Linked DNA regions of Mus musculus: regions 1 and 2 are each linked to region 3. Evidence: chromatin loops called from intact Hi-C (ENCODE). Cell type or tissue: left cerebral cortex. All regions are shown on one strand. Region 1 overlaps Usp40 (ubiquitin specific peptidase 40). Region 2 overlaps Dgkd (diacylglycerol kinase, delta). Region 3 overlaps Gigyf2 (GRB10 interacting GYF protein 2).

The links. Hi-C counts contacts between places; a loop is a spot of excess contacts. Peaks named below come from ENCODE experiments on the same cell type or tissue, not always from the same donor. Only the 100,000 strongest peaks of a DNase experiment are listed, where the experiment ranks them.
Region 1: a loop joins it to region 3, with 2.6 times the contacts of the local background. A loop is called at or near these places in 2 of 42 quality-filtered maps.
Region 2: it touches region 3 in a loop (2.1-fold over the local background); 11 of 42 quality-filtered maps call a loop at or near these places.

The regions. Positions count from the first base shown.
Region 1 is chr1:87,977,576-87,985,575 of GRCm38, forward strand. Usp40 (ubiquitin specific peptidase 40) reads right to left here. Exons shown (of 32, transcript NM_001198573.1): 12 at 6,179-6,260; 13 at 4,434-4,605; 14 at 3,396-3,480; 15 at 2,440-2,510; 16 at 736-1,058. Among named protein-coding and RNA genes, the nearest start is that of Usp40, 27 kb to the right of the region's middle. In left cerebral cortex, no CTCF peak of the experiment used is centred here; a DNase peak (open chromatin) is centred at 4,930.
Region 2 is chr1:87,933,483-87,941,482 of GRCm38, forward strand. Dgkd (diacylglycerol kinase, delta) reads left to right here. Exons shown (of 30, transcript NM_177646.3): 20 at 624-720; 21 at 912-1,019; 22 at 1,856-1,969; 23 at 2,802-2,936; 24 at 3,267-3,418; 25 at 4,672-4,783; 26 at 4,864-4,956; 27 at 5,714-5,833; 28 at 6,695-6,824; 29 at 7,887-8,000. Among named protein-coding and RNA genes, the nearest start is that of Usp40, 71 kb to the right of the region's middle. In left cerebral cortex, a CTCF peak has its summit at 3,216 (motif pointing right); DNase peaks (open chromatin) are centred at 755, 1,258, 1,848, 2,790 and 2 more places; H3K27ac peaks cover 3,019 bases.
Region 3 is chr1:87,443,678-87,451,677 of GRCm38, forward strand. Gigyf2 (GRB10 interacting GYF protein 2) reads left to right here. Exons shown (of 29, transcript NM_146112.4): 27 at 1-149; 28 at 2,635-2,782; 29 at 5,401-7,133. The coding sequence ends at 5,468. Among named protein-coding and RNA genes, the nearest start is that of Snorc, 23 kb to the right of the region's middle. In left cerebral cortex, a CTCF peak has its summit at 3,996 (motif pointing right); DNase peaks (open chromatin) are centred at 4,009 and 5,439.

The DNA of each region.
Region 1 (8,000 bases), 530 kb after region 3:
ATCTCCCAAGTCCTATTAAATGAAGACTATCTTATATAAAGAGCACATGATCCACTCTCCTATACACAAGACAGAGAAGCACAGCTGAAGAACATGTCTCCATGGAGGACCACACAAGCCCACAGGCTCTGCTTCTCGGCATCTCATACAGGCTGCAGAAACGTATGGACACAGACACAGGAGTAGGAAGGTATAGCACTTCAGAGTTTCAGAGATGGCTACAGGGTTCAGGGTAATTTAATTTCTCTGGGCAATTGTCCCATTGGGAAGGCTGGGTCTCTTCCAAGAATCACAGAGAATACCACAAGGAAAGCCTAAGTTGTCCTATGAATCTCTTTTTCCTTATGAGAATAAGCTTTTAGTTTTATAACTTAATTAGAATAACTTATAACTTAATTAGATAGGATTCTGCCTATAGAGAACTAATTGAGACTGTATCTACAAGTCAAGGACATATTTATAACAGTTTTTTTTCTCTAAGTTATACAACCCAAACATTCCTCTGTACACTTAAGAGCTAAGCCTGACACAACAAGCACTTCTGATGTGGATTAGGAGTTAGGGCCAGCCTCAGCTAAATAGAGGCTGAGGCCAGTCTGGATCACACAAGATCTTAGCCCAAAACTGAACAACAGGAGATGATGAAGCAGGTAAAGGTGCATATACACACACATAAACTATTTTTAAAAGAATAAACAACAATATGTTCCCTTATTTCTCTCTTCAATGAGTTACCTGTTATTATCACTGTCTGAATCTTGAACCAAAATTAAGCTTCCATTTCTGAGACCTTGTTCTCTGAACGTCTTCTTCATGTCTTCTTTGGGAACAGCAGTCCAGCACTCTCCATCTGCAGACTCCACACTGTTCATGAGGATGGCACCTGCTGGGGTGCCCAAGGCTGTGAACACAGCGCCCACTTCTGCATTAGCAGGAAAGACATGTGGTGACTCCACCAACTGCTCACATTTTGAGCCTTCACCACTTAGTTCTAGATGAAGAATGTTTAACAGCAGAGGTTCACAATCAAAACCAGTCTGAATTTGGACTCCACCAACCTGCAACAACATCAATACAACCACTAGTGAAGCATACGTTTACCAAATTAAAGTAAAATAAAAATTATTCTTTCACAGAAAAACCTATTCTTGTAGCACAACCCATATTTTTTTCAAGTGAATAGTTTTTTCACACCGCCTTTTTAAGTATTAAAAGAACAACTTTGAATTTTATTTTGAAAATTTCTCTTATTCACCTTTTCTGACTTTAAAGTATGAGTTGCCAAATGGTGGCAATGTGCCCTTGGAAATCCAGAGGACCAAGGACAGGTCACAGGGCATCTGAGATGCTCATCCCTCCTGAGACAGCATCCACTCCTGTCACTCCTGCTTTAGCAGCCCTGGCTACACTCTTCTATATCCCTGCAGCTGTCACACACACTAAAGCCTAGGGTGCAGCTACTTACATAAGGAGGCCATGGATGACTAGCTTATTCTGCATCAAGCATGGGACATACAGTTTGGTAAAATGGAGGTGCTTCATTACTTTTGAGCATGTGCATTTGTGCATACAGGTGTGCACGAACACACACATGTATATATGTGTGCAGCCAAGATCTTGGTTGTCCCAACTTTTTTTTATTAACCTAGAACTCACCAAGTAGGCTAAGCTGGCTGGCTATTAGCCCCAGTTAATTATGTTATCTCTGCCTCCCCAGTGCTGGGATTACAAGAGCATGCACCATCCTGGCTTTTTACAAAGGTTCAGGGCTTCTAACCCAGATCCTCGCGCACTTTACCTCTGGCACAATCTCCTCTGCCATCCACATATTTCTTTAATCTAGCTAGTAAGTACCACTGACCTCAAAAGTACTGAGCAGTCCAAAGTTTCCTTCCTTCCTTTTCCCTTTCCCCTCTTCTTTTCCTTCCCTTTCTCTCCTTACACCTCCTTTCAATTTCTGAGACAGAGCTTTACTACGTATCTTAGGGCTAGCCTGGAACTCACTATGTGGTCCAAGTTGCCCTTCAACTTGAGTAGTTCTATCTCAGGCGCCTTGGAATACATGTGCACCACCATACCCAGTTCATTTCAGGAATTTTCTGATGGCTAACTGAATGCCAAATAAAATTTCATTACAATGTTTTTTGGGTTTTTTTTTGTAATGAGACATGGTTTCATGCTGCCCAGGTTGGCCTTGAACTTATTATAGCAGAGGATGACCCTGAATTTTGATCTTCTGTCTCTACTTCCCGAGTACTGAGATTGTAAGTGTGTGCTACCATCATACTTAGTTTTATGCAGGGCTGGGAACTGCACTAGGCCCAAGGCTTCATGTATGTTAGGCAAGCAGTCTACCAACTGGGCAACATTCCCAGCCCTGCAACAGAGTTGTAAAACATCCTAAATTACCATCAATATTGCTTCAGCCATTTTTCTTACCTCTACCCCATTCCATACAAAGATGTCTTCCCCATCAGCAACCTCAGCTTCACACAGTGTCAAGTCATCTCCTAGAAAGATGAGATACTCAGTTCATTCCCCATGACCACAAATATAGCTAAGCTATAGAGAGCCATGACTCTTCAATGTTTTTGAAAAGGCACTTATTAAGAAAAATCATAAAAAAGCAGTAATTATTTTATTAGTTATACTATTAAATCTGGACCATTATACAGTTTTGTGAGCACAGCAGCAAGACAGGAAGGTACATAGAGGTCAACAGTCAAGCCCAAATCACCTGAGATTACCCATAGACTCCAAATGGCCCAGATCACCACCAAACTGCTGCCGGTGTCAGCTGTCACAAATAGATGTGTGTTGTAACACTACCATTCTTATACTGGTTTGTTATTTCAGAGAAGTAAATGCCTTTAAACTCTCAAAAGACTTGTCTTTATCTGCTACAAAATCTGAGATTGAGTGGGCAAAGCCACATAAATAAGATTTTAATGGTTTTAAAGCATTTTGCTCAGTCATTTGTGACTCTGTGTGTATATCTATAGCTATATACCTAAAGCATTTTAAAGTTTTGGTAGGATGGTAGTCTTAGTTTAAAAAAAAGTAAAACATGCCATATTGAGAAGAGTTTACATATACATTGGATAGACTGCTGAGATAGAAGGCTGCCAGGTGGCTCAGTGGGAAGACACTTGCTTCACAGTCTGATGACCTGAGTTCCATCCTGGAACCCATATGGTGGAAGCAAAGAATCCACTTGTGTAAGTTGTCCCCCAAGGCTCCTGTGCTTCCATGAGGATACACATGCATTGTGCATGTATATACTGCCCCCCCAAGATAAATGTAATTAAAAAAGAAATAGGTAGGAGGCAGAGGAGGACTGTCAAGCTCCCCAAGATAAACGCAGAATGAGTTGCTGTGTTCTGTATTGATCTTACCATCGAGGGTGTGGTACACATGAAGTCCTGCTGGCACACGCTTCGCAACACTAAGAACCATGTCTCCTTCCCAACATTCCAATAGCTAAAGAACGTGTAGAGTGAGAAAACAATGAGCCATAACATATGAACAGCACACCCTTGGACTCAGTAAGAGTAGCAAATGAACACTCCCATTCCTAAGCAACACCAGCATTTTAGAAATAAACAATTCATTTGATGAATTACTCAAGCCCAAAGATGTTGACTGCATCCATTGTTGACTGAAGAATTTGGGTGCCTAAGCCCAGTAGCCATCTAAACAATCTTACTCAGTTTATGTAAGGATGGACTTTCTTGGAATGCAATCTGGCCCAGGAATTTCTGACCCAGCTTTACTCAGAAAACAACATGGCTCCAGGGACTACAGAAAGGAAAACCCCCTACTCTAACTTAAAAGGTAACATTTTGGGCTGGGGTATAGCTCTGTGGTACAGTATTTTGCCTAGTTTGTATGAGGCCGAGTTTTATCTCCTCTCCCACCCTCACCTCCCACCCCTCCCCGCACCCTCTCATAAGCATTGTCAGTTATGTACTAGATAGATGGAGGTTTGTTAAGCTTTTAAATCTGAGCCTGGCTACTGGCAGAAACCTCACTGAAATAGTATCAGAACATTATTTTTACTCTAGTCTTTTTTATAACATTATAAGATATTTCTCTTAAGAAGACAAGATAATTTGTCTTTACAATACATTTATAAGATTCATTTACTGTGTCAATCTCCTGGTTCTTCAACAGTGGCTTGTGTCTAAGTTGACAGTTTGCAGAGATGCATAATTGAAATACTAGATAGCCAGCATAGCCAGTAATGCATAAGACATAAGAAACAAATCAAGCCTTTTCCATTTGGAATGCCCTCCACAGCTCAGAGCACCAGGCTACTGAGCTTAGCTCTGCCAGAACTGACTCAGAAATGACCTTTACTGCAGAAGTTCAGACATACAGGATTCTAGAGCACCTGCTACTGAAGCATAGATTACACGTTTCTGTTAAATTACCTGAAATATTGACTGACGGAGATCTCCTAAAGTTTTTCTTTTATCAAACGTTAAGTCCCACACGCTTTCTGTCTCAGAGACTGCAGGGTGAAGAGCCCCATTGAAGAAACGGTAGTGAGGACCCAAATGAAGATGCAACTCAAAAGTACTGTTTGCAGAGTCACATTCTGCCCTTTAGAGACATAAACAAAACACACATACACTGTTTTTTTAATACTCTTTATCTCAAACCAAAAACTTTCGAATCTGTTAACTCAATAAATATGAGTTCTTAAAGTTAAAAAACTACAACAAAACCCCAAACAAACAAACAAACAAAACCATTCACCTTATCATGCGTGTAAGTTCTCCACTCTACCTCAGTAACATCTTTTTCTTCTGCCTGCCCAAATGATTTACTTTGGCTTTTCAATACAGCACACATTCAGCGAGACCTGTGCCATGAATTCTAAGAGAAAGTTGTTTCCATGGACACTGCATACATTGACTGTCTCTAGCTATAGAAGAATTCTGGATGTCTGCCCACATATTCAGAGGTGGATTCCAAACACCATCCTGATGTCCACGAGGCTCCTGTGGTCTTTCCAGATTGTTAAGATCTTTCCCAGTGTTTGTTTTCCAGGCTGAAATCCTAAGTGACAGGCTGATCTCCGCTCCTCTCAGTTAACTCAAAGCCTGGTAGCAATCTTGTCCCCTTAGGCAGAACAAGCTTAGGCTGGAACGAGGCAGTCGCTGAGACTAAGTACTTCAGATGAATTCTATGCTCATCGACAGGAACGTTAGATTTTCCATGATTACATTAAGGGCTTTAGTTTTAGCTTTTGCTGTTTTGTTTTTAATTCTTAAGTTGCAACTGCTAGCCTAGGTCACTCATGCAGGCTCTTTTCTGCATTTAGCATGTTTCAATGGTTTAGTTTTCACTGAGAGTTCCATTGATCATGGTGTGTCATACACTGCATCTACTATTTTCACTCCCAGTTTCAAGTCCATGATAAAATTTCTGAACATAGCTTGCTATGTTATCTGACCCTATTCCCAACACTCTGCTGATACTACTGATGAGCAAACACAGCAACAGAATGGTCTCCAGAGCTTAAGGTTAGCCATGTTCTTAAGTTATGCCCTCAGGTTTTTTTAAACCTTTGTTTTTATTTTGGGCATTTTGCCTATATTTATTTATTTATCATGTGTGTGCAGTATCTGCAGAGGCCATAAGAGAACATATAATCCCCTAGAACTATAGAGTTATAGACAGTTGTGAACTGGGATGTGAGTGCTGGGATCTAAACCTGGGTCCCCTGGAAAAGCAGCCAGTATTCTACCCACTGGGCCACCACTCCAGCCCAGCCATTATAGCTCCCTTTCCCCTGACTGACACTAAGCCCCTTTAGAATCAACCCACCTCTAGTCTTCTGTCACTATATGCCAGTTCTTACAACTACTTAAAACTGGGGGGCAGTTATATTGGCTAGTTCTCTGTAAACTCAAGGGAATCATTTGGCTAGGCCAGAGCACAACTCACATAGCATGCTTCCAATTCCTCTAGGCGTCCTAGGCTCTGATCCTTACTTAGCATGGTTACCAGATGTTATCATTCACTCTTACATATGGATAAATGATGTCTTTACTATAACTAGTTAATAGGTATACATATTTTGGTAAACTTTTATATTGAATGCTTATGACCCAAATTGATCAGTATTTTCCAGAAATACTATCTAAGCACCAAATGTAACTCAAACTACCTTCTCATCTGCAGTAGAATGTTGGCTGCATCCATTTCCTTCAGCAAGTGACATGGAACTCTGTATCTTGGATTGGCTCGAGCTGTGAACAAAACTGTCCATTAATTTGTTTTGACCAAACAAAATTGTATTTGCTAAGGAGGCAGGATTAAAAACCTGAACTCAGGTGTGGTAATACACATCTGCAACCCTAGCACTGGGAAGGCCAAGGCAGAGGATCTTGAGTTTGAGGCCAGCCGGGGCTATCCTAGAAGACATTCTCTCAAAGATGAGTGGCTGCAGAGATAGCTCAGAGGTTAAGTGTGCTTGATACTTTTGCAAAGGACTGGAGTTTGGTTCCTAGGACATCAGGCAGCTCACAACTGCCTGTGATTCCAGTTCCAGGGGATCTGAAGCCTCAGACCCCTGCATGCACATAATGGACATAAATGTATGGAGGTACACACTCATGCTGGATCCAGGAGCATTAACATTGACTACCTAAGGGAAAACAAAGTTTTCTCTTGATCTTAGTTTTCCTAGATGAACAATTGAAGAATATATATATATATTTTAAAAGCTGATCTAGAAGAATCTCATTGCTTCAATTTTCTTTAAGCATACCTACTAGTTTTGTGCTGATTATAATTTTAACTGTTAGTTACTGTAAAAATTCAGAAATTAGGTCTGAAGGTGACTCAGCTGCTACTAGCCTTGTGGAAACTTCAAGTGCCAGGGTGGGGAGATATGGGGGGGGGGGGGGGGCATCCGCTCAGAGAAAGGGGGGCAGGGGAAGGTTTGTTGGAGGGCAGGTGACTGGGAGGGGGCAGTGATGGGGATATAAAGTGAGTAAGTAAAAAAAAAAATTAAATTAAATTTTTAAAAAAGGGAGAAAGGAAGAACGCTGCTTTTCATTGACTGCTCTTCCACGGGCCCCAGGTTTGGTTTTCGACACCCACATGGTGGCCAACGACCCACTGTAGCTCAAGTTCTAGGGGATTCAATGCCCTGCTTTGACCTCTCAGGGCACCAGGCACACATATGGCACATAGAGGCAAACATTCATACACTTAAAATAATAAATTGTTTTAAATTTTAGAAATTACATTTACTCATTTAGATTTTTTGAGACAGGGTCTTGCTATAGTCTGGGCTGGCCTGAACCTGACTATGTGTCTTGGGTTGGTCTTGAACTCACTACAATCTTCTTGCCTCAGCCTCCCAAATGCTGGATATATATATATAAATGAGTCACTATGACTAGTTTGAAAGTTATTTTCGAAGTATATTAGGGTACTATCTGTAATCTCACTCCCAAGACATCAATCTTTTTGTAAAAACTGAGATTGTAGTCAGCAAACTAGCAGTGATTTTTCACTTCATATTTCTATAGGCTAAAATTTGTGACTGCATAGTAGTGCACTTAAGTAAAATAATTAGTCTAATGTTTTCTTTCTTTTGAAAAGAATTATTTACTTAATGTATATAGGTTTTGTTTTTGTTTTTTTTTTTTCCTGCATGTATTTCTCTGTACAATCTGTGTATCTGGTGCATTTGGAGGTCTGAAGAGCCTGTTAGATTCCCTGGAGCTGGAGTTACAGACAGTTGGCAGCCATTATATGGATACTGGGAATTGAACCCAAATTCTGTAAAAAACAGCTAGTGATCTTAATCATTGTGCCATTTCTCCAGCCCCTAATCAACCTTTTTTTCTGTTAGCTATTATAGTGGTTTGAATAAAAATAGATTTGAATACTTGGTCACCAGGGAGTAGCATTATGATGCGTTGTGGTCTTGTGTGACACCTTTCTTTGCTTGCTCATAGTTACATTTTCCTATGCAG
Region 2 (8,000 bases), 490 kb after region 3:
GCGCTAGCCTGGGGCGAAGGGAAAAGGGCAGGAGGAGAGCTCTGGATGGTTCCTGAGGGGAGAGTGTCCTAGGCTTGGTCAGGGCAGGTTGGCTGTGTGTCTGAAAATGTAGAGAGGCTTCCTGCATTAGATTAGGCATGGCTCTTTAGAGGAAGACCTGCTCCATTGTTCCCCACAGCAGGTCCCAGTGAGAAGAGGCAGTCCATGGTTTTAAAGCATTTATTGTTATGGTGGAGAGTTGTGACCAGTGAAACTTTCTCAGGGTGGGCCTAAGGTTAAATACCTTTTGCAGGGAGGAGTATCTGGGAAGGAGAGCTTGATTGGCTAAGCCCCTCAGGCCTTTAGGTACCTCATTTAAATGGAGCTCTGTCTTGAGGCTATGTGATCTATGGGTCAGGTTGATGGTCACATAATTATGGAGAGCTAAGGCCTCATATCAGGACCCTGGTGTCTAGAAGTGTGGCAGACAAGCGACTTCTGTCCCTTGCTGGGTATCTGGGGTTTAAATCTAGCTCAATTAGAAACCAGGCTGCCTTTTGAGGTCGCACAAGTCCCCAGGCTTCATAACAGTAACTCAGGTTATTGTAAGAGAGCCCTGTCCAAGGTGGCACTTCTGTTTCTAGGAGTAGGACTAAGAACATGATGTGGTATGGTGTCCTTGGCACCAAAGAGCTGCTGCACAGAACCTACAGGAACCTGGAACAAAAGGTCCTGCTGGAGGTGAGTGGTAGCCTCCTGGCCTGGTGGGTGACCTCCCAACCTTGGTTAGAGATGAGTTCTACTGAGCCTTGCCTGATCGTCCCTGAGGAGCCTTGCCTTGCCACAGGCCCAGCATATTAAATTGGTGCTAGGAAGAACTGGCACATACTGAGTACTGCTCTTTTCTCTCCATCTGCCTTTCTGCGGCGCAGTGTGATGGCCGCCCTATTCCCCTCCCGAGTCTTCAAGGAATTGCTGTCCTCAACATTCCCAGCTATGCTGGAGGGACCAACTTCTGGGGGGGCACCAAGGAAGATGATGTACGTATGGGGTTTGAGGTGGGTGGGCTGGGCTTAGCAAGGTCAGTGAGGCATGACTAGATGGGATATCTCCTTGGTCCTAACAGTGGGCATGGTGGAGGACCAGATAGACAGGTTCCCTCACCAATCGGCCTGGTGTCTAGAAGGCAGGTCTAGCACAAGATCAAGTGAGAAGCAGCTGAGACTTGAAGGAGAACTTAAATTGTCCGAATTGGCAGGCACTAGATGGAGAGTATCCTGTTTTGGCAGAAGAAAGGAGATGTGGAAGCTCAGAAGCAAGAAGGGGCAAAGTATATAGAGAACAGTTCCCCAAGTGCAGTGTGGAATATGTGCATGGAGGAGGGAGATGCCTGTAGGGCCTGCATTGTATGAGGCAGTAGAAGCCAAAGGCAGGAGTCTGGAGTTTATGTCAAGAACATAGGAAGATATTGACGGGCTTTAACCAAGGTTTGCATGTAATTAAAAAGCCAGCTTGGCACTTACTGCAGACTTATTTGTAGGCCACTGTTCTAAGTACCTGGAACCTGTTTGCACGTTCATTTTATATACCTCCCCCTCCTAAGGAGCAAGCAGTGTCATCTCCCTCTGAAGGACGGAGGACATGACTAACTTGCCTGAGGGCTCATGTCTAATAAATAGCACGTTTGAGGGCTAGTCTCAGGCATTGGGCTTCTGGGTAACAGATACCCAACCCTGCACTTCATTTACCACCATCACTGTACCATGTGTGGGTGTGGGCTTGTCTGTCTCACCAGAACCCCCAGAACAGGAAGCAGAGCAAGAGGGAGACGCGTTTGGGGAAGTGAGGCAGACAGCTTTCATGCTGGCCCTTTCAGACTTTTGCAGCTCCATCATTCGATGATAAGATTCTGGAGGTGGTTGCTGTGTTCGGCAGCATGCAGATGGCTGTGTCTCGTGTAATTAAGCTACAGCATCATCGGATTGCCCAGGTACTGGCCATGCTGTTCGATAGGTCTAGCCCACCCCCTTCTAGGACTCATCCCTGTTTGGAGAGGCAGGGTTTGGCCTAGGATGCTTGGATTTGCTCACAGTAGAGACCCAAGAGAGATGCCTAACTAGGACCTTAGAGGCAGCCCCACTCTGCCTCCCTCTCCCACTGAGTGCTCTGAGTCTTGCTGAGGTAGAAAAGGCCCAGATGAGCCTGGTCTGCTGCAAGAAGCAGTGCACCTTGGACATGGATCTGTCTGTGGCGATGACTAAGCCCACCGGGGCTTGACAGACAGCTCTGAGGTTAGCTAGAGAGGGCAGTTAGGTCAGGGCTCTTGGCTTTAATTCTGACAGCACTGAAGAGCTGGTACAGGTCCACCCACTTTGGGGGTGCAGGGAAGGAGTAACTGTACATACAGTGCAGTGCTGATAAGATCTGTTGGGTCTTCCTGCATTCTCTTGGTCCCCAACACTCAGCTGTTTAAAGTTTACCTTTTTGTTTTTGTGCACATTTTTGTAAAGAGTTGCAGAAGCTTTATCATCTGATGTTAGATTTTGCTCTGCCCAGGGATGTTTACATCTGGCAAGGACCATGACTCTTTGACCCCTTTAGCCTGATATCCGTATCTGTACCCAAGATCTTCTGGTTATACCTATCCCAGATGTGTGGGGAGGGAACAGTAGGGGCAGAGGGGGCAACAGAGCAGAGGCTAGAAAAGGAGGCCAAGTAAATGGCTGTGGGTAAGGAGTGGGAGTGCAGACACTCAGAGCAGCAAGGCCTGTGGGTGCTTTAAATCTCCTGGCACGGGAATAACAGTCTGGCATCTGTTTAAGTGTCGCACAGTGAAGATCTCCATCCTGGGGGATGAAGGCGTGCCTGTGCAGGTGGATGGGGAAGCCTGGATCCAGCCACCTGGGTACATTCGGATCGTGCACAAGAACAGGGCGCAGACATTGACCAGAGACAGGGTAAGAGCAATTGCCATCGAGGCCTGGTGGGGTCTGGGTTACCAGTGGCTTACTCATGGGCTCACCTGTACATTCATAAAAGAGGCAAAAGGGTTTCATCTTTGTTCTTGGATTTCTCTTCACCATACAGAGATTAGCTGACATAGTGGTGTGCCCTGTAGTCTCAATAATCTAGAGGCAGGAGACCAGTTAAGGTTATATAGTGAGACATGTTCTAAAAGGCACAAAGTTAAACTAACATACATAGCTTTTACCTTGCTGTGGGCAGATGGTGTGCTCGCCCTCTAGAGGGCACAGGAAGAAGTCTGACTCTGTGTTCTAATGTCTCAGGCCTTTGAAAACACCCTGAAGTCTTGGGAAGACAAACAGAAGTGTGAGCTGTCCCGCCCACCCTCCTTTTCCCTGCACCCTGAGATCCTGTCTGAGGAGGAAGCTACCCAGATGGATCAGTTTGGGCAGGCAGCAGGGGGCCTCATTCACAGGTAGGCTCTGCCATGTTCTTTGAGACCTTGCAGGCTTTGTGGCCTGGTCCTGTTTGCTGGCTCTGCTTTACAGTGGGGCCTGGAGCCTGACTTCTCTGGCTTAGTTTGCTTCCTTCGTCTTCTTGGTTATTACTCAGGTTTGCACAGTGAAGACACAGATGCACAGGGATTTTTCTGAGCCACTAAAGCTTTAAATCCCATGCTGGGTGTCTGAGAAAGGCCACAGCCACTCTGGAGAGCAGTGTGCACCCTGCTCTAGTAAATCATCAGGCTTTTTCTTGCTGTACCTGTGGTCTATAAGTGGTTTGTAGAGCTGTTGCTCTTGTGGCCTTGCCACTGTAGGCGCCTTCCTGCTCACTTGGGCTCTCCAGACCTTCTGGTTCTTTCAATAGCTTAGCCTCTCAGTGCTGCCCTTGGCTTTTTCTTTGGTTTTGGCCATGGGTTCTCTGTGTGTTCGTCCTGGACGTATTTGCCTTGTTCTGGTGAGTAGAGGCTTCAGGCTGCTTAGCTGGCCAGTTTCTCTTTGGTCCTTTCGGGCATCTCTGGCACCTCTTCCTCCATGGTGTTATCTCTAGACAAGCAGCTGATACTGATGCAACCCCATTCTGCTCCTTTCCATGGCAGCCATGTTTATCTAACTCTTTGTTGTAGGGACTGTGGCCCTGCCACTTTGTAATCCCTGGTAGCCCAGGAAGCCTGGCTGCTGGGAAGGTGTGCTTACTAGGTCACTGAAAGCCACAAGTAGCTTCCCACAGTATGTGCAAGTTGCTCCCTAGCTTTTCTCCCAGCATGCCCTGTTCTATCCCACCTCACCCAGCTTCTCTGAGATACCCCTGGTCAGCTCTTGGTCTTACTCAGGCTGATGTGGCTCAGAGCTCAGCAGCACACCAGGTTTCTCGGTCAAAGGTGGGTCTAACTTGAAGTTCCAGAATGTCTTAGCATGATGCAGCATCTGTGTCCCCAACTTTCTTGACTCTCAGCCTGCATGCAAAGCTGTTTGGTTGCTTTCCATTTTATGAAAGGTTTCATCTTACACATTTTTCTCCCTGGAAAAGCTAGGATTTGGTATTAGATCTTCCATAAAAGTCCACTATTTGTTGCTATTGGGGTGTGATATGCCTATGGCTGTGACTGAGAGGTCATCATTGGCAAAGCTACTATCTCCACTGGTGTGTCAGACTACCCCCTTTGCATGTGTCCCCTGGGTGTGTTCATAGCAGTGTGTAAGGCTGACATGTGCCTCTTTCCTGCAGCATTCGGGAGATAGCACAGTCCCACAGAGCCATGGAACAGGAGCTCGCACATGCTGTCAATGCCAGCTCCAAAGCCATGGAGCGAGTATACGGCAAGCCCAGAACTGCAGAGGTACTTGGTCTTTTTGGGTCTGGCTCCTCCTCACCTTTACAGCCCTTGGCTTTTCATATGGATACATTTGTTCTTCTCAGGGGTTGAACTGTAGCTTTGTTCTGGAGATGGTGAATAACATCAGAGCACTGCGCAGTGAGACAGAGCTGCTGCTGGCTGGGAAGATGGCCCTGGTGAGTTGATAACCGATAGGAGGGTTCTGGCTATATCTGAGGTGTAGGTCCAGGGTGCTAGACTTATAGGGGTAGCAGTTTTCAGTCCGGGGTCCTGAGCCTGAAGAAAGGGGCCTCAAAACCATGTAGTGTGGCCATTATGTTGTGGCCAAATTTCTTTGACAACATCTCAGCCAGCCAGGGTGTTGTCAGATGTTAAAGATGCCTTTAACAGTATCTGTGTGGCTAGGTGCCAGTCGTAACATTGGGTGTGATGCTCTATCATCTGTCTCCACTCATCATGTGAAACTGGTTCACTGGGTGGGAGTAGGGGTGTTGCTGGGCTCTAGGAGCTTGCTCAGATGGCTGGCTACTAGCTTGCATATGACATGGAAGGGCATTGCTGGAGACCCTAGACTAGTACTGTCCCACTCTCCACTCCAAAGAGGTGCTGTCCTGAATGCCCAGATGTTGCACTAGCTGCCTCTAATGCTTGTGCAGGAGGAGCATGGCCTGCCCACTTGGTGACAGAACCCAGGGGCACTGCAGCTGGCCAGGTACTAGGTTTGCTGCATGTGGTTTCCCTAAACTAGAACAGAGGTCCACCCATCCTCACCTGTTCAAGGAAGGACATTCTGGGCTCAGGCCTTCGCTTCAGTTCTGCTAAGTTTTTATAGCCACCAAGGATCTTGGTCTAATAAGCCTTACCCACCTGCTTGGCTGGTTCAGGTTTGCTGTGCTAAACAGCTCCATTTCTCTCTCCCTTCTTCTGGAGCAGCAATTGGATCCCCCTCAGAAGGAACGGCTCGGGGCTGCCCTAATTGAGATGGACCAGCAGCTCAGGAAGCTGACAGACACTCCCTGGCTTTGCCAGCCCTTGGAGCCTGGTGAGGAAGAGGTATGTGTGTCCTATACATAGTTACAGAGTTTAGTGGTTCATGCCATTAGTCCCTGTGTGCAATATAGTCCTTGAGGCTTTGGAATTGAGGTAGCTGGTCTGCCTTCTGGAAACTTCTCTACTAAAATGGCCTTTGAGGCACAGAGAAATTTAGAAATGGAGGAAGGAATTGAGAGTTGGGAATGAAAAGTGATCCATGATCCTCACTCTGAAACAGCAGGACTGGGGTGGAGAGCAGGTGGCAAGAGCTCCTTGGAGATCAGTGACAGGAACTCAGTTGCTGTGTCCAGTTCCCATTCAGTGTGATCTACAGGGTCTTAAGAGAGTCTTAGACGGGGACCCAGGGCATACTGTTCCTGGATAGGATCCCCCTACAGCAGGAGACAGAAGAGGAAAGCATCTGGCAAGGATAAACCTAGGCTGCCTCTGGGCTTCTGGTGTCTTAGAGATGGAACAGAAAGGGCCAAGAGAAAAAGTTACCTTGGCCTTCCATAACACAGGAGACAGTGTCCTCTTTAACATAGTTATAGGAGATAAATGATATGAAACAACCTCTGCCCAGTTTAGTCTGTTGGAACCTTTGGCAGCAATATGTAAAAGTTAAGGATAAGGATGTTGGGGTTGGAGAGATGGCTTAGTGTTTAAGAGCACATACTGCCCTTCCAGAGGACCTGAGTTTGGTTGTCATCACTCAGAGGACTCACAACTACTTGTATAATGCCACTTCCCTGGGCACCCATACAAATGTATAAGAACAAATAAGAGTATAAAAAATTTAATTAACAAAGTATCTCTTCCTACTCCCAACCCCCAAATATAGATTAGACCTTGGCAATGAGTTTCTGACTCTGTGTTTCTTAGTCTCTCCAACAGAATGTGATGCTGGATCTTACTAAACGCAGCCGTAGTGGTAAATTCCGCCTTGTGACCAAGTTTAAAAAGGAGAAAAACAATAAGAACAAAGAAGTTCACAGTAACCTAGGAGGCCCTGGTATCTGCCCCCTCCTGTGTGTCTCTCTGGCTGTCAAGGCCCAGCTCTCCTGGTCTCTGCTTTTCTCCTCAGCATTGAGGCTTTCCCCCTTGGTCTTGTGCTATAATCCCTAGTCACATGGCTATACTAGTCTGTCTTATAAGACCACACCTTGCTTGTTTTCTCTCTGTCTGAGTACTGACTGATGTCCTGCTTTGCTTGAATGCATCTTCCATGGAGACTGTGGGGTGATGGGCAACTGAGCCAACCTGCCTACACTGAGTTTGGGGCTGAAAGTGGAGAGGACAATAGGAATGACAAGACAAACTCGGAGACACAAAACTCTAGACTCAAGACTGTGCTGGAGTCCTCTGTGCCTGTTTCCTCTGGCAGGCTGCTGATTCCCATTTAATTGACTCACTGATCAAGGTTCTTAAGCTTGGCCCTCTGGGCCACCAGTGATTGTGGGTGAAGAATCAATGGGAAATGGTGCTAAAGAACATTTCCCCCTCCCCTTTGGATCAGTAAATTGGGTCTTTAAATGTATCTCAGTGGTTGGCCTTGGGTACTGTATCTGGCACCTTTAGGGGCCAGGGCTGGAATTGGTGTGGCATCTGCTACCATTCAGGGCAGCTTCTGTTTGAGTTTTTCTTTGCATGTTTGTCTAAAATTGGGTTTATGTGAATGATGGTGGATCTGACTTTGCATGGCCTAAGTCTCTGCACATCTCCTGTAGTGCTCCAGCTGTGAGCTCCTCTGGAAGCTAGAGGAAATGCTGGCTTTAGTCACAAAGATGTTCCCTCTGTGTTTGGTGCTGTTTAATTCCTCTGGGACACAGAAGTAGCCAAAAGGCTAGTGACCCGCCTGGCAGGAGTAATCAGCACATCTGCAGTGCATGTCCCTCAGGAGGGTAGCTCTTTTGTCTCCTTTACACTGCTGGAGCACAGTGCCTGTGGCTGGGTGATGGTGCTGGCTGCTGGAGGCATCTTGGGTGGCACTGCTGGGTGTCTTGGTGTTGGCTGCTGCCTACTTGGCGCTGGGCTATGGGCATTCACTGCACTCGTGCTTTTCCGTCTCTGACAGTTCACCTCTGGGGGACAGAGGAGGTTGCTGCCTGGCTGGAGCACCTCAGTCTCTGTGAGTATAAGGACATCTTCACGCGGCACGACATCCGGGGCTCTGAGCTCCTGCACCTGG
Region 3 (8,000 bases):
AGTCTCCTTATGAAGTCCATGACTATACCAGGGCCTATTTAGGAGATACTTCCGAGGCCAAGGAGTTTGCCAAGCAGTTCCTTGAACGCCGTGCCAAACAGAAAGTCAACCAGCAGCGTCAGCAGCAGCAGCAGCAGCAGCAGCAGCAGGTATAAAGTTAACAGTGTGTACAGTACCTGTGAATAGGAATGTCTATAAATGTTGAGAAGACAGAGAAGTTTTAAAAAAATTATTTTTATGCATCTAAAACTTTTCAAAATCTGTGTGTCCTTCACAGTACATGTCTGTGTAAATGTTCCAGATAGCAAAAAAGTACCTGAGTGGGTTTTTTTTTTATTCATATATGTTTTAGTTGGGCTGCAGATCATAACTCATGTATTGCTATATTCAATCCTGACAGCAGTGTCACTGTATATGGGCTATGACAGGTATTTCCTGTACTGTTAAAAGGAGATGTGAAGACACAATTGATCTTTGTTCCTTGTAGCTTTGTTCTAAACCAGTGCTTCTCAGCCTTCCTAATGTTGCAGCCTTTTAATATGGTTGTGGTGACCTCCAGCCATATAGTTATTTTCATTGCTACTTCATAACTATAATTTTGTTGCTGTTTTGAATCATGTTGTAAATATCTGAAATACAGGATATCGGATATACAGCCCCTGTAAAACGGTTGTTTGACATTCCCGCGGCCCCCCCCCCAAAAAAAAAGGGTGTCATGACCCTTCTCTGGTTTAGAACCACTGCTCTATAAAGTCTGAGTGACTAGGAAATTGGAGTACTGGCATTGTCTTTACGAATTACACAGGGTTAAGTTCTTCAAGTCTCATTAACACAGTGTCTAATTGGTGCATAATGTGTCTCAAGATTTCGTTTGAGGCATTGTTGACATTGTTGATTCCTTAATACTGATTCCCCACCCCCACAGTGCGGCTGTCATTCTCACTTGTACAGACTCCACTGCACATCTTCTCCCTTGGATGCAGCACAGTCTTTCTGGGCTCAGAAGTACTCCATAGCATCTAAGCCTTAGACTTGGAAGCCAAAACAGAGATGTGAAAGCATTGTACTAGATGACTGACAGAAAGAGACACATGCTTATAGGGTGTGACTGAAGTAGGAAGGTGGATACTCCCTTGCCCTTTGTCAGCTGAGAACACGTGCCTTGGGGGTTAAATATTGTTTTGCCTCTCTGAGCAAGTATGCTCATAATGGCAATAAAAAATAAACTTTAGTGACTTTACAAATGTGGGATCTTTAAGGGCTGGTAATATATGTTTTCTGAAAGACAAATTGGCAAGGTTCATGATTGGCAAGGCTAAAAATACTCATATCCTTGAACCTCATTATTCTATTAGACATGATAACAGTGTTGTAGATCCAAGATGTGGGAAAATACACTGTAGCACAAGGCATTTTAGATCTGTGTGAAGCAGACTTAGGGCTAAATTAAGAGGCAGTGTCAGGTCTCCAATACCAGAACACAGTAGAACAGATGTCTTGGGACATTGCGGGAGCATGAGGTATGAAGTAGTGCAGAAAACACTGCACCTGTGGGATGCTCTCCTGTGTGCCTATTTAGTCTACAGTGCTTTCTCTGCTCCTTCCGTGGCACTGCCCCTGATCTTTGAACTGGAATCTAAGAACAGCAAGAACAAAGGATTAGTGAGCTGTCTTATAGTTTAACCAGTTAGCCAGTGTGTGGGCAGTATTCAGGTAACAAATACATTCTGGGATTGCCTGTATAAGTAACATGGCTTTGGCCTTTAGTGTATGGCCAACTGGTTCTTTGACTTGTGTACTAGAGAACAACCATTTTTTGCTGTGAGTCAGATGTGTGTATTACCATAGTGTTGATAACTATATGCTGTGAATTGCATTTCTTTTGTTTGTTCCCTTGTTTTTGTTTGTTTGGTTTTTGGGGTTTTTTTTGTTGTTGTTTGGTTGTTTTGTTTTTTCCACAACAGGGTTTCTCTGTGTAACCCTGGCTGTCCTGGAACTTGCTCTGTAGACCAGGCTGGCCTTGAACTCACAGAGATTTACCTGCGTCTGCCTCCTGAGTGCTGGGATTAAAGGTGTGAGCCACTACTGCCCGACTATATTGCATTTCTTAATTGATGACATAGATAACTGTATCCGATGGAAAACTTAGGGCTTCTCTGATAGAGCTGAAGTGAAAGCCTGAAGGTCTAGGAGAGACTTTGTAGAGATAGCAGGCATCAAGTAGAGTGTTGAGAGTGAGGGCTGGTAGCTCAGTGGCCCACACTTACTGCTGGGACTGGGGTAGGGTTTTTTGTTTTGTTTTTTTTTTAGATTTATTTTTAAAATAGTTTAAAATTGTTTTAAATTGTATGTTGTGGGTCAGTGAGTATATACACATGAGTACCCACATGATCAAACATGCGATACCCCTGAAGCTGCAGTTACAGGCAGTTATAAACTGCCTAACAGGGAAGCAGACTCCGGTCCTCTGCAAGAATAGTATGCACCCTTAACCACTGAGCCATCTCCTCAGCCAGAGGATTTTTGTTAACAGACTCAAACTTGACAAGGCAAAGGCAAGCCAGCCATTTTCTTAGAGCAGTCCATATCCACGTGCACTGCATAATTGTAGTTGTGTTGTGTCTTGTTTCATAGGACTCTGTCTGGGGGATGAACCATAGTACACTCCATTCGGTATTTCAGACCAATCAAAGCAACAACCAACAATCAAATTTTGAGGCTGTGCAAAGTGGCAAGAAGAAGAAAAAGCAGAAGATGGTTCGAGCAGATCCCAGTTTATTAGGTAAGACTAGGCCTGGACTCTCAGGTGGGGTGAGAGGAAGGTTTTGGGTGCTGACAGTAACCAGATACATCGCTGCAGTCTTCATGTAAAGATTCATTTTACTATCTGGTTTTAAGAATAGGCAATATTTCCTGGGTGTGTAAGTGTAGGAGATTTGCCCATGTGCTAGTATAGACAAACTAGCAGTATGATTCTGGTCCTTCAAACTTTAAAGCCTTACTTAGAATTTCATGCAAAAATAACGAAAGTGGACAACAACAGTAGAGCTAGTTGAGAAGTTCAGGTGCTTATTTCTGCTGGAAGCAGATGTTCAACTAAGCAGTGCTTGTTACGTCCACTTTCTGTAGGTCCTGGGCAACTGCACTGCCAGGACACCCACTTGTCTTGGCCAGTGAGCTGCAGGCCTTCTCCACTCTTCTGTGGTAGATGCCTCCATATCTAGTACTGAGAGCTGTTGTCCTCATATGCAGCAGCTTCCTAAAAAAAGCAGATGCCTAAATTAGGGCTTTAAATGACTCCAGGGATGGTAGGGAACAGTATTTCATAAGTAATGAATGTAAGTTGCTTTGTATCTTAAATTGGCCCAACAAACCCATAAATAAATAAATAAATAAATAAATAAATAAATAAATAAATAAATAAATAAATAAATAGTGATAAATGAAATCCTTCACTGCTTTTGAACATGAAGTTAATGGAAACTTGGCTGTCATAGTCGATTTTCTTCTTCTCTGGAGTGTTAATATTAAACATGGGTCAGAAACTATAAAATTCAGACAGAGCTGAGCAGATTTCTAACTACTTGCAGCTGAGAAGCCCTTGTGATGTAGCTTACAGGTGTGAGAGGCTGCTCCACGGATGTTTGTCCTTGCAGTGTGGTCTTGGTCTTCTGCCAGAGACCCCAGCAGGGATGTCAGCATCTCTCAGGACATGGGAGGTGGGTCAGTTCTCTCAGGCTTGGAAGGGCAGTCAGCGCAGGAGCAGAGCTTCCCACTGAAGCCAAGTCACTGCCTACTTACCCCTCTTTCTGGAAATGCCTCTGAAAGTTTTTAATTTTCTTTCAGTTTTTCTGCTTATTCATTTTCATATATTACTTTCCAATGGGTGTATTCCCTGCAAATTTATAGGTTGAGAATTTTTTTCCATGCACATACTGGAAAAATAGGTTCCAATTTGATCTAAAGTGACCACAGAGAGCAGACTGCAAAGGAACCAGCAGAGGGCGCCCCAGCCTCACTTCACTTCTAGGCGCCCTTCACTCTTCTCTGGTCATACTGATTGTAAGGGTTCCCAGGGGGCCCGTGTAAACCATTTGGGGGTGATAAAATATATAGCTTCCTCTCAGTCAGACTCCCCTTTGTAGAAACACAAAGACATTGTCATAATCCTAAAAGGAAGCATGAAGGTGAGTGTTGTAGACCTAGTAGAAAGTGGTCTGTGGAGCAGCAGAGTGAGGAAATCCCCTTTTGTGATGCCCTGCCTTTCATGGCACTCACAGGCTGTTGCTTTTTGAAGTTGGAAGGCTAAGTTTATGCCTGACTGAGCTCCTAAATCAGTTAAGTCAGAGCATGTCTGCTAAAAAGCCTCACCTTGTAATCAGCACATTAAAACATCAAATAATCTTTATTTCTCAATAGCTTTCTCTTTTCCTATCTTGATTAATATTAGTTGATTTTTAAATTACATTTCTTCTGTGCTATGCAACTTGTTGTTTCTATCTCACTTAATTTGTTTTTGAACTGAAATCAAACCTGCTTCAGAATAATAAAGGCAATAGCTCATTTCATAGACTGCTGGGCTTTAGGTTTTTAGACTTACCAAGTAAAACCATCACCTGACAGATACAAACACTAAGCCTTCAGTATTTCCAAGGGAAAAACGGGTTCTCAGGTGGGTTGTGGGTGGAGTTTCTGGTTGGGCCTGTGTATGGAGTTTGGTGTACTCACTTCTCCGTGTGTGTGCCTTGTCACACAGCAGCTTTCTCCATAGCTTCTTAGTTAGTAAACAGGCTTCTTTATTTTTTTAAATCTTATTTTTGATCCTGTTAATTAAGCCATCTTATTATGCAAGACTTTATTTGTTATTAGAACATTTCAAATGCGTATTTATTTGAAAATTTAAACATTGAGGTACAAAATGAAGGTGTGAAAAACCCACCCAGTACCAGCAACCGCAGCAGAGTGGAGGGCGTTGACTGTTTGCTTTTGGCGTCCAAATAACAGCTGAAACAGTTGAGGATTCATCCAGGGCTGAGGAACTGGGGAGCTTTCTTGGAGCTGCTCCCTCTCAAGAGGCCCATCACTAAAATTCTAATCAACTTGTGGTTATGGATTTTATTGTAAAAGTCCCTTCATGTGACCAGTAGCGTTAGGTATTCTAATGTCACAGTGCTTGTGATTACTGTCGGTTATGCCTCTCCTAAGCTGATTCCATTCCAGTCTGACTGACCAGAGATCCTTTTCTGCATAGGTATGCTTGCATCTTTCTTCTTGTCTTTCTTCTGTACCCAGTTTAGTGTAAATCTTAAGCATAAGAGACTTAAATTCCAGCCAGCTGCTTGAAATTGAACCACTTGGCAGTCAGAACAGTCGCTCATAAACTTATTTTGTCTCTTGTAGGGTTTTCAGTCAACGCCTCGTCAGAGCGACTGAACATGGGTGAGATTGAGACTCTGGATGACTACTGAGTTCCTGCCGCTGTGCCAGCCTTCCCACTCCCGCCTAGTGACCATGGTTTCTCCTCATTGGACACAACATACGTTCACCATTTTCTCTGTCACTCTGCAACAAATCACAGAACCAATCATCTCAGGCTTTTTTTTTTCCTAGCCCTTTGTGTCCAAGATTACTTTAGATCACTGTTGGTGAGCATCTCAGACTGTACCTAGTGGACCAGCCCTTGTCTCAGGGTGGCAGTTGGGGCTGCTCCCCAGCAGAGCTAATGTTGCCAGCACACATTCACTGTGCGTTGATTTCATCTACTGTCTCCTGGAAGTGTGTTGGAATCTGCCAATAGCAGATCACTTTCTCTTATCACTTTTCTTGTTCTGTTTTGTTCTTTCTCCCCACCCCTCTATTCCACCCCATACCGGCAAAGGGCCTTAACTGGTGCAGTCATGAAGAGAGTTAATGGTTAATAGACATTGGCCAGCAACAAATCACCCCCTGGACAGTAACTTCTCTATTGCCACAGGCAGGCATAACTCTGTCTGTAGGTTGCATGACCATTGTTAACGTGGGGATTGCATCAGAGGCCTGAGAGGGGTGTAGATTGGCTTGTTTGATGTTGCACACCCTCGCTGTTCTTTCTGAAGAAAGGATGCGTGTGTTCTTCATTAGATAGTAACTTTCTAAGCAAGCTGTGTTCTCCCTAACATATTCCAACGTTACTACTGGACAAAAGAAACCCTATGGCCTGGGACAGGGACTTAATTTTCCTTTCATATAAAAACTGATCTCCCCTCCTCCCATAAATATTTTTACTTCAAGGACTAGGACCAGTTTGTTTTGGGCCCTTATGTGAAAATTTGTCTCGTTTAAGAGGCATCTTTACCATATGTATGAATTTGTGTAATTTCAACTCGGATAGGGATAAACTTTTGCTTCTGATAAAAGCTGGGAATTTCATCTGTTCCTCAGAGCACCGTGTGCATGTTTTGCCATGGCCCTGAAAAGGTCTTGTGAAAAGATTCTGGGATGGCAAGTTGTTTGCCTTTTCTGAAAAGAGAACATACAAAGCCTGACCATCTTTAAGACCTTCATCCGTGGAAACCACTATGCAGGAGGATGCAATGGGGTATGGGGATGGCAGGCACAGGAGTGGGAGGCCTGCTCCATAGCAAGGCCAAGTGTACTCAAGCTCTGTACAGACAGACTCTGACTGCTTCTGCTCCTCGCCTAGTGAACATCACCTGGGATAGTCGAACACCTCGGCGGCAGCTGTGGGTCAGCTGGGCCTGTGCAAGAGGTGCTGTGGTGGGCAGCTCGGCATCTGTGCCTGGACAAGGCTGGAGTTGCTCTCAGAGCAGTTTGGTATTGGAAGATTATATTTGGTTTCTATTTTTATTATTTTGCATCACCATTCTCCCTATCCTTTCTTGCCTCTCTCCCTCCTAAATGTGTACAATAACTATACAGAGACTGCTACAAACTTGTAAATAGTTTTTGGATCAAATAGCATAAGGAGATAGGAACCATTAAAATGTGAGACTCCTCTCCTTTGCTTTGTAAATTCAAAAGGGGGGGTGGGGAAGAGGGATAGTTAAAATGTTTACAAAACTTTAAGCTCCCTCGGAACTTTTGCCAGTGTGGAGGAAAATAAAAAAAAATTAAATAAAATGTGTTGTGGTCTCTCTGAGTGTCTTGTACTCGCCTCTCTTGAGGCTGAGCTTGGCATGAAACTCTCCCTCTTGATGGCATGGAGCAGCCGTGGCACCACAGGCTTTGGAGATGAGAAGCAGTTTGGGCCACTCTGGGAGGAGCGGTGACTAGGCCTGTGTTTGGGAAGGTGGAGTCCGGCTGAAGGTTGGGAAGCCTTCCTGCACGGCTACGGCCAGTGTGCTGAGCTGGAGACTGGAGACTGCCTTTGAACCACAGATCCTCAGAATGTCCTTCCCTGAACTTGCCCAGCTCTTCTCTCAAACTCTCTCTGTTCCAGCAAGATAAAAATAAATGTAAAAACAAGCTGGGGTAGAGTGGACATATTAGGAGAACAGAGCCATCTTAGTCATGGAGTGTGCCCTTTGTTTAACCAAGAGCCTTTTTCTTTTTTCCCCACTTACTTCCCAGTTAGTGAACTTTTTTTTTCTGGGAACATTTCTCATCTCTTGATTACGCATTTTCATACTCCTTTTCAGTTGTTTCCTTCATTATTTCCTGCAGGGGTTCTTTTGTGGAGGGGCTGTCAAGGAGTTGCTGGGGATAGTACTCTGGGCATGGCACATGCTAAGCTTACATTCTGCTACTGGGTATTCTAGAGGATTGGGTCAGAACCCTTGCACATAACAAAATCTTAACTGTCTAATTCAAAGAGGTGTACTTTTTTGCATATAATCTACATCTTCCAGTATACTTTAAAATCACCTGTAGATTATTTGAAATGCCCCAGTTTGTGTAAATGTTATGTAAGAAAATAATGACTTGAAAACTATGTTCAGTACTGCTGTGATTTCCCCAGGATATTTTGCATCCTAGGTTTAACTTGGCATTGTAGAACCTTT